Regions from separate parts of the Homo sapiens genome. Here region 2 is linked to region 1. A link is a loop called in an ENCODE intact Hi-C map of the cell type or tissue named here. Cell type or tissue: PC-9. All regions are shown on one strand. Each heading gives the region's core, and the rest is flanking DNA. Links, peaks and the distances in the headings are about the cores only.

Region 1 (7,867 bases), core at 2,147-4,646:
TTTTTATTATAGAAAATTTTAAACATATATAACACTAGACAAAATAGTATATATACTCATGTATTCATTACCCAGTGTCAATACCTACCTTCAACCCTTAGCCCATCTTTGTTTCATTTATACCAGGGGTTGACAAACTTTCTGTAAAGGGCCAAATAGTAAATAATGTGGGCTTTGCAGGCCACACAGTTTCTGTTGTAGTCGTTGCTATCTTTTTTCTTCACCCATTCTGTGTCAGGAGTCTCCAGTACGATCTTCAGGTTCCATGGCAGACTCACAGGACACAGCCTATACTCGTACTTGCAGCTAAGCCATACTCACAGCCAAGTGAAATCAGCAAAGGGGAAAGGTTAGGGGCAGTCTGGAGGAAGCCAAGCAAAAATTTGCAGAATTCCTCTGCCAGTGAAATCACACAGGATGTCCTTAATTTATCCAGTATCGAATTGTGACAACACACATGAAATGTGTCTACCTGGGAAGCTCATTAGAGACTCAGTGTCCAAGGTTTTTACTGAGAGCTGGTCATGTAGGCATCCTCTGCCTAGCACATAACAAAATTCCATAATCCCAGAAGGAAAGAAGTGTTCAGCATAAACCACATTATTCACACAGTTTATGCACAATGAGCTACTCTTACCAGTTTTAAGGAATGGTGGGAAAGTCCTCAAAATCCAAATTTCCAGACACCAGTGAAGGGCCAACCTTGCAAGTAGACCTTTCTAAGGATAACAGTATCAGGCCTGATATGGCTCTTCCCCTTTAAAAATGTAAAAACGATTCTTGGCTCACAGGCTGTAGAGACAGACCGCAGACCTAAAGTATCCCATAGGCCTTAGTTTGCCAACCCTTGATCTATACCCTCACTTCTTGATCTTTAAAATGTGGCAGGAGATGGGGGGGGAATCCCAGTGTTTCATTGCAACCATCCTTACTTTGTTTGTTTGTTTGTTTGTTTGTTTAGAGGGGAAAAATGTAAAAACTAGAGCTTAAAATAACTCCTGAGCTATTTGATTGTGCACTTTGGAGCTTGAGGAGAAATAATTCGTTGGATGGCTGTTTTGTGTCCCAGTGTGAGCCTATATATAATTTTTATGAGCCCTGCAACAGATGCTGGATATCAGCAGATGGCTGGCACGTGCTCCTTTTTTAACAGTTTCAGAAGCAGAAAGATGACTTTATTAACTGATAGACAGCTAACTTTCATGGGTATTATTTATTAATACTGATTATTTGAACTTTACGGATTTTGCCCATGTAACTACTATATAATGATTAAAATCAGAACATTTAACAGAATTACAATACTATAATACAGTCCATATTCAAATTTTGTCAGTTGTCTCATTAATCCTCTTTATGAACATAGTTTTTTCTTAGTCTAAGATCCAAACCAGGATCACACATTATATTTACCTGTCATATCTCATTAGTCTCTTTTAATCTAGAGCAATTCCTAGGCCATTTGTGAGTGTTTCTTGACATGAACGGGGTTTAACTCTTGTTTTTTAAGATTGCCTTTGTTTTTTTCTCGGCAATATTTTATAAATTTCAGTGTAGGCATTTGCAAGTCTTGTTAAATGTATTTTAAAGTATGTTATATTGATGTTATTATTTGTGAAATTATTTTCCTAAATTCCACTTTCCAGTTGCTTGCTGCTAGAGAGTTGATTTTTGTATCTTGACCCAGATTCTGAGAGCTTGATTAACTCACTTATTCATGCTAGTAATTGTTTGTAGATTCCTTCGTGTTTCCTACATATCCAACCATATTATCTGTGACGAGAAATACATTTACTCTTCCTTTCCAAATTTCAAGCCTTTTAATTTTTCTTGCCTTGTTGCACTAGCTAGGACTTCCAATACAATGTTGAATAGAAGTAGTGGGAGCAGACATGTCTTTGCTTTGTTCCCAATCTTAGAGAGAAAATATTTAATATTTCACCATTAACGATGTTAGCTGTAGGTTTTTCATAGATGCCCTTTATTGGGTTGAGGAAGTTCCCTTTCATTCCTGGTTTTCTAAGAGTTTTCAATCAAACATGGGCATTGAATTTTGTTAAATGTTTTTTCTACAAATATAGACAATTACATGAGTTTTCTTTTTCACTTTCTTAATATAATGTATTACTTTGATCAGTTTTCAAATGTTAATCCAGACTTGCGTTCTTGGGATGAATTCCCAAGAGTGTATTGTCCTGATGTAGTATTAATTTGTTAAATTTTTTAAGTTTTCAGTAACACTATGTTGTCAGTAAGACTGGACTCCAAATTTCTTTGCTTATGTTGCCTTGTGTAGTTTTGGCGTCAGGATTGTATAATGTCACAAAATGTATTGGGAAATGTTCCCTTCTTTATTTTCTGAAAGTTTGTTTAAGAGTTTCTTCGGTGCTTGATAGCATTCACCGAAGGTATTATCTGGGCCTGGAGTTTTCTTAAGAAGATGTTAAATTATAAATTAATATTTTAAAGTAGATATGACTTCTCAATGTAGTTTTATTTTATATTGTTATTACTGAGGTTGGCATGTTCTTTTTTTAACTCAACTAATTCATAAATTCACAAGCATATTCTTATGTGCTTAAGAGTCATTTGTACTTCCATGGACTTTCTTTTGCCTTATCCTGTCTTTCTGCTAGGTTATTGGTCTTGTCTTACTGATTTAAGGAATAGCCTTTAATTAATGAGTATTTTTTCTTTTTTTATTACTTTGCTTTATGATAGTTTTTGCTATGTAGGCATTTTAATATTATTATTATTATTATTATTATTATTATTATTATTATTATTGAGATGGAGTTTCTCTTTTGTCGCCCAGGCTGGAGCATAATGATGCAATCTCAGCTCACTGTAACCTCCGCCTCCTGGGTTCAAGAGATTCTCCCGCCTCAGCCTCCTGAGTAGCTGGCATTACAGGCATGTGACGCCATGCCTGGCTAATTTTTGTATTATTAGTAGAGATGGGATTTCACCATGTTGGCCAGGCTGGTCTCAAACTCCAGACCTTAGGTGATCTGCCCACCTCAGCCTTCCAAAGTGCTGGGATTACAGGCGTGAGCCACCGCACCCGGCCACATTTTTATTTTTTATGTAATTGAATTTATCAATCTTTTTTTTTATGGCTTTTATATTAGACTAAGAAAGACATTATCCATCCCAAGAAATTTTTCTGTTTTCCTCCAGTAAATGTATGCTTTTGTTTTTAACACCTAGATATTCATCTGGAGTTAGATTTGATTTGTGTGAGGTACAAATCCATGCATACACATATCCCCCACACGTGTGTAAAACAAATGGCTACCCAGCTATCCTAATGCCATTTATTGAATAATCCATCCTTTGCCTGATGATATAATATGCTATCTTTATTTTACTAATTTCTTATTTGTGTTTGAGTCTGTCTCTGAATTTTCTCTGCTCTTCCACTGATCTGCCTTTCATTCAATAGCATCATACCTGTTTTAATTATTATAGCTTGCTAGTATGTTTTAATATTTAGGAAAAAGTTTACAATTCTTTGCTCAGCCTCCATTATCCTCCTTTCTCAAACTATGTTTAACAGCCTCATTAATTTTTAGAAATATTAGTCAGATACCTGTTTGAATATACATTTCCTCCTCCCTTTCTCCAGCAGGGGGCGAGATGGTGGCTGAAAGTCTCAGATATGTGACCAGGACCTCAGGTAGCCTTAGGGCATCTTTGTGCAAGCAAGAAAAACACTGCCTCTTCTAGACAGATAATCAGGGAAAAGTACCTTTTTCGGAAAGATGCAGCCTTGTACCTTAGTACACAGTGGCTACAGCCAATTTTAGTTCCTGTTCACACCTTCTGGCAGTGCTGAAAATAAACCACTTTACAAGGAAAACTCATATGCAACAATCCTGAATTATACTGCACCCTGCAAATAATGTAATCAGAGCAAGCATACAGGAAAACCAGATGCATATTCCCTCCCTTCCCTCCTTCTCCCCATCTGAGCTGCTAGCCCCAGAACTGACTAGTTTACATCATTCAGTAATGGGCTTCCTTAAGTGGATGTACAAGTAGCTGTTTACACTAACCCCCTGCCTTCAGAGATACTTAGTCAAATTGAAGTGAGAATAAATAAACCTCTCTAAAGTTCAATTGACCCCCTATCAATTAGAGTGATACTGTGGATCACATCAAAATAAAGGTCAAATAATAATCACTTGTATCTATGTAAGAGTGCATTGTCATCTCATTTTTATCATCCTCATATAAGACCTGCAAGATTCCAAGGGCAGATATGTTTGCTCCTCTTTTGTAGAAGAAAGTAAATCAAAGAGGAAACACTTCCAAAATCAAACAGTTAATGAATGACAGAAGACCTTGATCCATAATTTTTTGAAGTTTGGGGTTCTTCTCTAAGCCTGAAGGAGCACTTATTTCCCATTATCACTCAATTTTATAAAAACATTGTTTGTCAGCTCCACAGACCTCCAAGCAGGTTAAATTTAAATTATCACAGAATTATACTGGTATGTTTCATCCTCCTGAAAGTACACTGATATTTCTGGCATGTTCATACCGCCTTCCCCAGTGGTGCCAAAACACTTTACTTCCTATTCAGAAACATTTGTGTAGCAAAGAGAAAAATAAGGATAAATGCAAATGTTGCCGAGTATTTGTTTTTACTTGTTTGTAGAAGTCTATAAAGCCTCTGGACTTTTAGAAGATTGTAAGAAAGATAATGATTTTGAGGGTAAGATTGTATTCTGATACAGTGCAATGATAAATTAAGTTTGTTGTATTTATAATTCTTATGTTTTAAGGATTTGACTTATAATTTTTTTTTCTTTTTAGGGTGCTCTTTCCCCACCTAAGAAACAAAGTTAGCTTTCAACTCTGGACAGAATTTAGGTTTGAAACCAAGGAGGGGAATTGTTGAGGCTGATCTTGGTGCACATGTTTGTTGGGTTTGGGAGTCACTGGGAGAGGAGTTTTTAATGCCTCTAAAAATCATTCTTCTCTCTGTATTTTCATTTCTAAGTATTACCTTTCTTTGCAAATAGTAATTGTTTGGGCTCTACTTGCAGATCTTTTTGGCCAAGTATTCTGCAGTGATTCACATAAGTTCCCTGAACATTTATTTGGAAGGCAGCATCTGAGAGCATACTTTTTTTTTTTCTTAATGACCTCTATATCTTATTACTGCAAGGCAGCACAGATTCTTTTTAATTTGTTTTGATATCTGAATCTTTGGCAGTCATAAATTTGATTTTGACTGCAGGCATTTTTTACTTTGGACAAAATGTATTTCTGGAGAACCACCAACTAAGGTGTACTTTTTGAGGGTAATGGTTATATCTTATTTGATTTTATATTCCCAGAACTTAGCTGTGCTTGGAACATAGCTGAGCCTCAATAAATATTTGTTGAATGAATGATGGAATGAAGTCTATGAGCAAATTAATGCCATTTAAAATCCTGACTGTGTATACATTGTCTTTCTCTGTTCATACATTGTTTGAACTTATTTAATGAGCAAATAAGGATAAATTTTTAGGTGGTTTCAAATTAATTACATAGATGAACTTAGAGTATCATATTTGTTGAATGAACAATGGACTGAAGTCTATAAGCAAATTAATACCATTTAAAATCCTGACTGTGTATACATTGTCTTTCTCTGTTCATATGTTATATGAACTTATTTAATGAGCAAATAAGGATAAATTTTTAGGCGGTTTCAAATTAATTACATGGTTGAACTTAGAATATCAGTCCAGAGAAGTCATGTGGTTAGCAGTAAGCACTAGATTGGAATTGGAAGACTCCGTATAGTTATGCCAAAATGAATATAGTCTGATTCTTGTCAGATTCTTTAGCATTGCTGACCTCAGTTTTCTTATCTTTAAAATAAACATATAAAGTTGTGTAGGAATCACTCACCTCATACATGTAGAAGTGCTCTGGAAAAGTTGAAGCACTTTAGATACAAAGGGACACTGCTCTGTAGATAGCCATCTCTGAAGCCCTGAGCCTCACTTTGGGAAGATTTAGGGACTCTGCAGCCATAAAATTCAGCATATTTTCTACTGTGAGAAAAGATTCATGAACCTAGTGGTAACCACATTTCGGGCTTCATCTTCTTTTTTTTTTTGAGACGAAATCTCGCTCTGTCACCCAGGCTGGAGTGCAGTGGGGCGATCTCTGCTCACTGCAAGCTCCGCCTCCCGGGTTCAGGCCATTCTTCTGCCTCAGCCTCCCGAGTAGCTGTGACTACAGGCACGTGCCACCACACCCAGCTAATTTTTTTGTATTTTTAGTAGAGACGGGGTTTCACCATGTTAACCAGGATGGTCTGGATCTCCTGACCTCGTGATCTGCCCACCTCGGCCTCCCAAAGTGCTGGGATTACAGGCGTGAGCCACCACGCCCAGCATGGGCTTCATCTTCTTTGCTGCTTCTCCTGTAGTTCAATAACATTTTCCTTGTTATTTCTCTACCTGTAGCTAGGAACTGGGCCAGCAGCCAGTAGATACGTAGAGCATGAAAAAGCACATGGTGCCACTTTGGCAGCCTTCACTTAGATTCCTGTCCTAGAAAGATTGCTGTTTAACTCCTTTACTCAGGCTAGGAGTTGGGGCAGTCATGTATTTACTATATCTAGCAATCCTTGGGGGAGGTGGAGAAAGATACCTACTTCACCACGTTACGGATGGTTCAGCTAAGGAAAGTCTGGGTCTTAAAAGTCAGAGAAGGAGGCCTTTGAGAATGTCTTTTCAATTCTGTGAAAATAAAGGGACTGCTGCATATCTGGATATGTGTGCTCTTTCAAATTATCATGCCTCACTGTTATTCTTCATGATTAACTTCTAATATCCCATCATGCTTGGTTCATTTTTTTGTCTACTCCACCAAGACCTATTGTTTCTCCTTCCACTTTCTTATATCTTCCCCTCCTCTGTCCTATGAGATACTATCTTAGGTGAAGCTTTATTTTCTAGCATCTGTATTCAAATTTCGAATACACCACCTTCATAGGAGGAAAAAACCATTAACGAATTTCAAATCAAAATCTTGCTTTCATTTTAGTGAACTAATCATTCATTTAAAATAAGGTGTTCTGCCTTAAATTTATTAATGTCATAGGTCTACCTGAAGTCATTTTCCTTGTTTTCGTAACAGAGCCAGGCTTCTTTTTCAATTAAGACAGTCAACATTCCTTGTGTTTTACGAGTTATATTAATGGCTTCTTGGATTTGCAATTCCCAGTTGTAAAACAGAGATGTGAACATCATCATCCACTTAGTTTATAGCTCTGTGAGACATCTGTCCAAACTTTCTTTATTGAGGTGATAAAGAAAAATCCAGTATCATTTACTGGCTTAGAAGTTAGTAAAGAACGCTCCCACCACCCCAAGGCTCAGTCCTGTTCTTGATGTCACATATTTTGAGAATAGCCCAGACTGTTTATATAATTTGATTCCAGCCTACTTTTCCAGCCAGATATCACTAATCTCTAATGTAAATCCTACATTTATGGAATTATCTTTTCTGGATCATTCAGTGTTGCCCAACAAATAATTAATTGTATTTCCTTTGTAAACTGGGCACTGCTCTTGCTGTGAGGAATCATTCCCTTACTTCTAAAAGTCTGCCAAATCTTAAGTGCCCAGACCCTGTGATGCCATTTCAGATCACTTCAGCCAGCAAACAGCCTTAGTTTGTATCACTCAGGTTACATTGCACACTGGTAGCACTTAGTTTGTATTACTCAGGTTACATTGGTCATATGTGGCCTAGATTTGTGTCATTATCAAATGGCGAGCTTATCAGCATTTTAAGGAAACCTTGTCTAATAAAAACTCATAATTAGCAAAGGTCCTTAAAAAGACAATAAATG
Region 2 (7,867 bases), core at 2,968-5,467, 140 kb after region 1:
TTATTTTATTTTATTTTATTTGTAACTAGCTTCAAATTTGTGATGAATTTGCTCACCAAGCATAGAAAATCCATTTGCTGGCTAAAGGACTCTAGCAATAGAATTTCTATCTGATGACAGAATCATATTTCTAGATGACCCCTGGAGAGAGTTAATTTGCCAAACTATTTCATTTATATTTATACGCTGGAATGTTATTCCAAAGGCTCCAAATAGTCTCTGTTCTATGTGTAAAACAATAAAATAAAGATAAGACATTGTCTAATAATTTGTATAACTAATACATAATGTAATGCTTCTTTAAAAAGCAGGCACTGATCTCATGTTAGATGTTTTAAAATAAACCCAAACCAGCATTATTTGTAGACCACAAGCCTGTGACTGGTGGCAGGGAGGACACAATAAGAAAAAGAAGAAGGAGAGAAGAAAAACAAGTGGGAAATAGGTGACTGCAGCGGAGAGGGGAAAACGCGTGAGGGATACCAAAGAGAAAACAACGGAAGGAAAGGAGGTAAACCCATAGGAAGTGTCAGTTTTTTCATCAACAGATATTTACTTTTTTTTTTTTTTAGGACGGAGTCTCACTCTGTCAGCTAGGCTAGAGTGCAGTGGCACAATCTCGGCTCACTGCAACCTCTGCCTCCCAGGTTCAAGAGATTTTCCTGCCTCAGCCTCCCGAGTAGCTGGGACTACAGGTGCCTGCCACCACGCCTGGCTAATTTTTTCTATTTTTAGTAGAGACAGGGTTTCGCCATGTTGGCCAGGCTGGTCTTGAACTCCTGATCTCAAGTGATCTGCCCACCTTGGCCTCCCAAAGTGCTGGGATTACAGGCGTGAGCCACCACACCCGGCCCTATTTACTTGGATCTTCTAATGCTTCTTGAAAAGCGAAATACATTTTGATACAATATAAAAACAAAGCCATACACATACACACACACATACAATTACATATGTACATGTAAATGGCTACACAATTAGCTAGACAACCTTGTCTCTTCCTAGGATCTAAAGATATTCCAGATAAATCTTAAAGCACAAGTGATTAAGCCTTTAAAAAAAATCTCACTTCTCATCTCTCTTACCTTTTGGTTGGATTCTTGTGTTTATTAGCTTATTTGGAGGGAGATGGTGCAACAGAGAAGGCAATTGTCTATTTAAAAAATTACGTTTTCAGCCAAATGCAGTGGCTCACACTGTAATCCCAGCACTTTGGGAGGCCAAGGCAGGAGGACTGCTTGAGGCCAGGAGATTGAGACCAGCCTGGGCAACTTAGCAAGGCCCTGTCTCTACAAAAATTTAAAAATGAAAATATAAAATTAGTTGTTTGCCTTGGCATGTGCCTACAGCCCTAGCTACTTAGGAAGCTGAGGTGGGAAGATTACTGGAGCCCAGAAATTCAAGGCTGCAGTGAACCATGACGGTGCCACTGCACTCCAGCCTGGGCGCAGAGTGAGACCCTTTCTCAAAAAATAAAATAAAATAAAAATTATGTTTTCATAGGCAAGGGGATACAGGAAGTAGAAAGAAAAAAATGGTTGGGACTTAGAGGCGGGTGCACCCCACTGTATGCACATCAGGACAGTGCAAATGCAGTGAGCTAGTGCATACTTGCAAACTCAGGTATTTTCTTCGAATAACCTAGAAGATAGCCATGGTCTCTTTTTTCACACTTTCTTTTTTCTCTGTAGCAGTTTTGAGTGTTTTTTTTTTTTTTTAAAACAATATCTGCAATCAATGACTCTTTTTCAGAAGGACTATAACATCCAGGGATATTCCTTGTTCTATATTGAAGCACAATCATATTAGTATTGAGGACACCACCTCAAAATAAATAGTTTGCTCACTAATGATTCAGTGATAAGAAATCGCTACTAATCCGCACACCCTCATGTTTACAGTATAATTACCAATAGGTTCATCATGAGGACCCTGAGGCACAGAGAGATGATCTTCCTCCTGAGTCTTCCAAGGAAGATTCAATTCTACTGTTCTGAGTTTGGGTTCCAAGTAGGTAGCACGGTGTGCACTCATCTTGCCTGAATGCATGTCTCTTGAACTATATTTCAATAAAATGCCAGTATCTACCTAAGGGGAACAATATGTCCTTTTTTAAAAAAAGACTGTCTTTGAAGATATTATTCTATTTGGGTGGGAGAAGAAACAACAGATTTGTAAGTTCATGTCTTCTATAAATAATTTAAGTATATCTTGGGCTAATGTATAAATTTGGTTTAGGAAATTCTAAGTTAATTCTAGATAAATTTTAGGTGTTTGTGTAAAAGAAATGACTGTATTATTGGATTCTACAACTTTGAAAAATAATAATCCCACGAGGGATTATTGGCAACTCTCAATTAGCTAGAATATTTGATTAACCAAAACGTATTATCCATGGATATATTATCATTAATGTTGTTATTGTACATAAATTATTTCTTTCTGTTATTTTAGAATACTTGGTAAGCTTTGTTGTAAACACATAATATCACACCTAGGTTTTTTTTTAACTTTTTTAAAATTATACTTTAAGTTCTGGGATACATGTGCAAAATGTGGAGGTTTGTTACATAGGTATACACGTGCCATGGTGGTTTGCTGTACCCATCAGACGCCTAGGTTTTAATGAGTGAATTAACACTTTTTTGCAAATATGATCAAATTAGGGATGGAACAAATTGAAGTTTTTACCTTAAAGGTATTAAAAATCAACAGCCATTCAAAGATATATTACCACAAAAATCACTTTTCCTTCTGGATAATCATGACTTTCTGATAATGATTACCTGCATGTAAATTGTACACTGTCAGTAATAATCTGATTCGAAAATTGCTTCCTTCCCAAGGGTGTTCATATCTGCATGTACTAACTTGCTAAATTATGGTGTGCTAATTGGTAGTTCACATGACAAGATATGCACAGTTGACCATGCTTATTAAAATTCAGGCCATCCGCAGTTAGCGATAACAAACAATGTGCCTGGGACTTTTAACACCTTCAACCTGCAGATAATCCCTAGAACTCTTGAGGTTCAATCTTCAGCCTCCTTCCAAAGATCAGTGAATAAGCAGCTAACCTGAAGCTCAATGCAACACCAGATACCAACATGGAAATTCTCATTTTAATGGGAAACATATGTAGCTATTTCCTATTTGGCACTGTGAAGATAAAACACCCATGAGCTGACTTTGGGGATAGTCTCTATGCAAGTGTTTGACATTGTGCAAACATGATTAAATTTTGTCTTGTTTGGTTTGTCTGCAAGGTAAAGACAGGTGGGAAAAGCCAGGGCCAAGAATTCCCAAACTGGGAAATCAGCCTGAGTGTCATAAAGCTGTGCATCTTTCCTAAAATTAAGAATACTCATGGATGGGACAGGCAGTTTTTTCTAAATGAAATTCTTTCATTGATATTTTAAAGCCTGGATTAAAAGCCATTGTAAGCTGAATGAAGTAAGACAAGCTCCCATCTACATACGAGTGATGAGACAATTTAGTAAAAATTCATAGAATAATGGAATAAAAAAACTGGAAGGGACTCAGCAATCATTTAATCCATCCTTTCCCAGATTGTGTTTTACAGGAATCTAGATCCATGGGAGAGAGTGGTGATAGAAGTGACTAGTCAAATAGGCTAAGGAAATGTATGGTTAGACAAAATTGAACAAGTTTATACACATACAATTTATGCCTCCTCAAAAAATTAGATGGAGTATGTCACAGTTTTCAAACTTAAGTCACCATGAAATTCTTTTCCACTGACTATTAATGTTTTGCAGAACTAATGGCTGGCAGAACAAAGTTAAGATGACCTGATCTAGCCTAATCCCTTTATTTTACAGAAAAGGAAAGGACTGACAGCAGCTCTTCAGGGAGCACCATGGGCAACAATGCTCTCAGGTGTGGCCCAGAGCTGCTGCACTAGGTCAGGCTTCCTGGTCTCTCCGGAGGGGGAAGGGTCCTGGAAAGCAGCTTGCAATTGGTGTCCCCTCCCTGCTTCCCTCAACACAGGGACAGCTGAATCAGACACTCTCCAAAGTACCCATTCTAGCCTCAGGGCAGTGAAACAATTACTTCACATTTATTTCCTTAAAACATTTCACTTTCACAATCTCTTCCCTAGTGTCTTCAGAGTCTGCCAATGGACAATTTTCCAGCACTCAAAGATAAAGACAATCTTGAAATTAAGCTTATACATCCAGGTCAGGAGTTTTGTTCTCACATGATTTCAGAAGGGTGAATTCTTAAATTATCGATTCTAACTCTTCATCATTGAATTAATGGGCTTAATCTAAAATGTAGCTCCAAACTAGGAAATATTTTAATTCAGGCTGGATTCAAAATTCCCTGGTCACAAAGATGATTCAGTGCATTAGGATCTGTTGCATTTATGCCCCAATTTGCATGGATAATATTATTTTAATGCTTTTTTTATGCACACAGATTTTTTTAAAATAGCCTGAACAAATAGAATTTACAGAAGGACCTCCTTGCAAAATTCTCATTTGGCACTTATTATAGACTGGCTTGTTTCATTAGTTATCTTATTTCCATACTCAATTGTAAACAACTGAAGACAGGATTTACTTACAAGTCTTCTTATGGCCTGCAGAGCTAGGAACTGAACTGTGCCTTGCTGCAGGAACATAAATATTTAATGACAGATTGGCTGATAATAGGACACTAACAGGACACCTTCAAAAGGAGATACCATATAAAATGAAAGGATTGTCTCCTTTATAATAGATGAGAACAGATAAGGTTTTCTCTCTCTCTCTTTCTCTCATGTATGCAAACACACACACACAAACACATATGCACATTATACTAAACTAACTACAAGGCACTTGAGCATCTTGTGGGGCTGCTGGAACTTCACACCAAATACCACTTTCAATTGAATTGCACCACCAAAAACTCCTAGTATTTGAGCTGGGAAACTATCTGGAATTCTAGATAAAAAAGCGGTTGCTACATCATCCCTAAACAGGCATCGAGCTCCATTAAAAAGAGGAAGAATTCTCTTAGGCAGTTTTCACATCTTTCACACATCAAAACTTCCAAGTGAGAGGTTTTTAAAAGGCACAAGAGACAACTGCTCAAAATGGCTCTGCACTAAGGAAGCATTGTTCGCCTGGGTTCCAGAACTTATTTGATCTTTAATTTTATTGCAATAAGGATAACTTCTCCAAATGTGACATTCCCATTGATGGATACACTTCAGGATCCAAAAAGCCACATCTATGTAGAGCAGTGTTCCTGGGGCCAGGTGCACTAAAAACGTGTTGCTCCCTCAGGGGAATAGCTGTTCCTTCCTCGCACTATCCACGTGAGAAGCCAACAAGAAATCTGAATTTGAGCCACAATGCTCAACAGTGGCGTGTTTACTCACAGCTCCCATTGAAAACCTGTTTTATTGAGAAAGAAATGGCCAGATTAATGGCAAAGTGCGTGTTTAGAGGACTTCCCTCTATGACAACAAAGACAGTCCTCAGGATGTTCATATTTCGTCTTAACCCCTCAGGAATGCAAGGCAGCAATTTTGAGAGGCAACCTCAGCTTGAGTGTTTCAAATGAGGTGCGGTACAACTGCAGAGAGGAGCCACATTCAATAAAACACTACCCTAGCTTTTCAATTTTCATTCCTAATTACTTACTTTTATTTTTAAATCACATGTAGACGCTCTTGTTGCATTTTCTATAAGCATCAATTTCACCAGTCCTGACTATAGGCAATCCTTTAACCTAGAAGAGTTTATTAAAATAACATTATTATTGTCTTGTATTTATGTTAATTTCTCCAGTCCCTGTGGTGCACTAAGTGCGCTTCCCCAGAGTACCTCTTACTTTCTCACGTTTCTCTCAGACCAAGGAAATCTGACTTCACATGCAATAGAAATTACCCTTAGATCACAGCCGAGAAAACAAAAGGGGTAAGCCCTGGAGTATGATGTCTGGGGATACTTGATCGTTGCCTAGGTAGCATTTAATTAGTCCTGGGTTGCAGCTGGGAGTGGGGTGCTGGTACCTGGGTAACCTTTGTCATTGTGACTAAACCCATGGTTGAACAATCAAAATGCAATGCTTATTATACTCTCCATTTTCACCCCTTTCTTCTTTAGGAATTAGACACACACACTCTCTCTTTCTCTCTCTCTGACACATATACACAGTTCGCAAATTAAGAGAACTCTCACGCTGGGCAGGGTGACTCACACCTGTAATCTCAACACTTTGGGAAGTGGGGGCAGGAGGATCGCTTGAGGCCAGGAGTTCAAGACCAGACTGGGCAACAGAGTGAGACTCCTTCTCTACAAAATAATTTAAAAACTAGCTGGGCATAGGCCGGGTGCGGTGGCTCACGCCTGTAATCCCAGCACTTTGGGAGGCCGAGGCGGGCAGATCACGAGGTCAGGAGATCGAGACCATCCTGGCTAACACAGTGAAACCCTGTCTCTACTAAAAATACAAAAAATTAGCCGGGCGTCGTGGCGGGCGCCTGTAGTCCCAGCTACTCGGGAGCCTGAGGCAGGAGAATGGCGTGAACCTGGGAGGCATAGCTTGCAGTGAGCCGAGATCGCACCACTGCACTCCAGCCTGGGCGACAGAGTGAGACTCCATCTTCAAAAAAAACTAAAAAAAAAACAAAAAAAACAAATTAGCTGGGCATAGTGGCAGGCTGGTAGTCCCAGCTATTTCAGAGGCTGAGACGAGAGGGTAGCTTCATCCCAGGAGGCAGAGACTGCAGTGAGCTGTAATTGCACCACTGCACTCCAGCCTGGGTGACAGAGGGGAGAACCTGTCTCAAAAACAAAAAGAGATTAAAAAAATAAAAAGAAACTCTCTTTCTTTGTTGAGAAACACAGTGAATTTTAAAGCTGTGAATGACTTATTTTCCCAACAAAATTATAAACAGTGGGAAATACTTCATTCTTCCAAATATTCCCTTACAGTTGCTTTCTTATTAATAAGCACTCAAAAACATTACTTGGCACTTTTAAAGTGATCTATTAGTTTATGCTTTATTCTTCATCTTCCACCATTATTTCTAGTAGGCTACCATAGGTGCTGAACAAACTGCCCCAGAGGAAGACCAAAAAGCAGGCAGAAAAAGCAAAGAGACTGTGCTTGCTTGATGGTTTGCTGTTGCTGCATACTTAAAAAAAACCTTTAAAAAAAAACTCTACTAACAAAAATCATGAGCTCTCTTTGGTCTCTGGAGATGAAGACAAAAGCAGTGACACTCAGCATGAGGTGCTGTCCTTGGTTAGCAGCTGTCGTGGAACGCACTTAGTTGGGTTTAATGGAGGGGTTATTGACATCTCCTAAAATGGCTCCTGGGCCCAGGCAGCCCATTTTCTGCTACCTTCCTGCCTATGCCTGTCTATGCTGAGTGGTTCCACAGTGCCCATTAGGAACTGCGTGAGAGCCATTACAGTCAGCAGAGTAAAACATCCTTTCCACTCTTAAAAAAAAAAAAAAAAAGTGAGATGAATAGGTATTTCTAGGGTGGTCTGAAAGAGCCCATTATTAACTACCCTGAGGAATGAGGAAGCCTGAACATGGCAGTGAAATGCCATTTTATTCCTTTCTGCTGGCCACACCTGCACCAAGGGAAAAAATTCCCTTGTATGTGAGGATCTGGATATAAAGAATCCTGAAATTTGAAAGTTGACCAAGATGTAAAGCTTGCAGGAATTATGCCTTATGCTGCGTACACTATAAAATTCTAATCTTCTCCTTGGAAGGTCTGGCTCTTTCACCGCTAGAAAAGGATGCAGGTGGGGGTGACTGGGCTGTCTGCTGCTTGGGCGGCAAAGTCTCAATGGGAGCACTGGGGTGAGAGCGGACAGCATGAGGAGCTGCC

The links. Peaks named below come from ENCODE experiments on the same cell type or tissue, not always from the same donor. Only the 100,000 strongest peaks of a DNase experiment are listed, where the experiment ranks them.
Region 2: a loop joins it to region 1, with 11 times the contacts of the local background. A loop is called at or near these places in 22 of 110 quality-filtered maps.

What each region holds. Positions count from the first base shown.
Region 1 is chr5:72,265,114-72,272,980 of GRCh38, reverse strand. The region is part of intron 4 of MRPS27 (mitochondrial ribosomal protein S27); the gene reads left to right. Among named protein-coding and RNA genes, the nearest start is that of MRPS27, 51 kb to the left of the region's middle. In PC-9, for the core only: CTCF peaks have their summits at 3,431 and 3,636 (motif pointing right); a DNase peak (open chromatin) is centred at 3,650.
Region 2 is chr5:72,122,260-72,130,126 of GRCh38, reverse strand. All of the region lies in intron 2 of MAP1B (microtubule associated protein 1B), which reads right to left. Among named protein-coding and RNA genes, the nearest start is that of MAP1B, 19 kb to the right of the region's middle. RefSeq lists an enhancer at 7,346-7,849. In PC-9, for the core only: no CTCF peak of the experiment used is centred there; a DNase peak (open chromatin) is centred at 4,046; H3K27ac peaks cover 1,292 bases.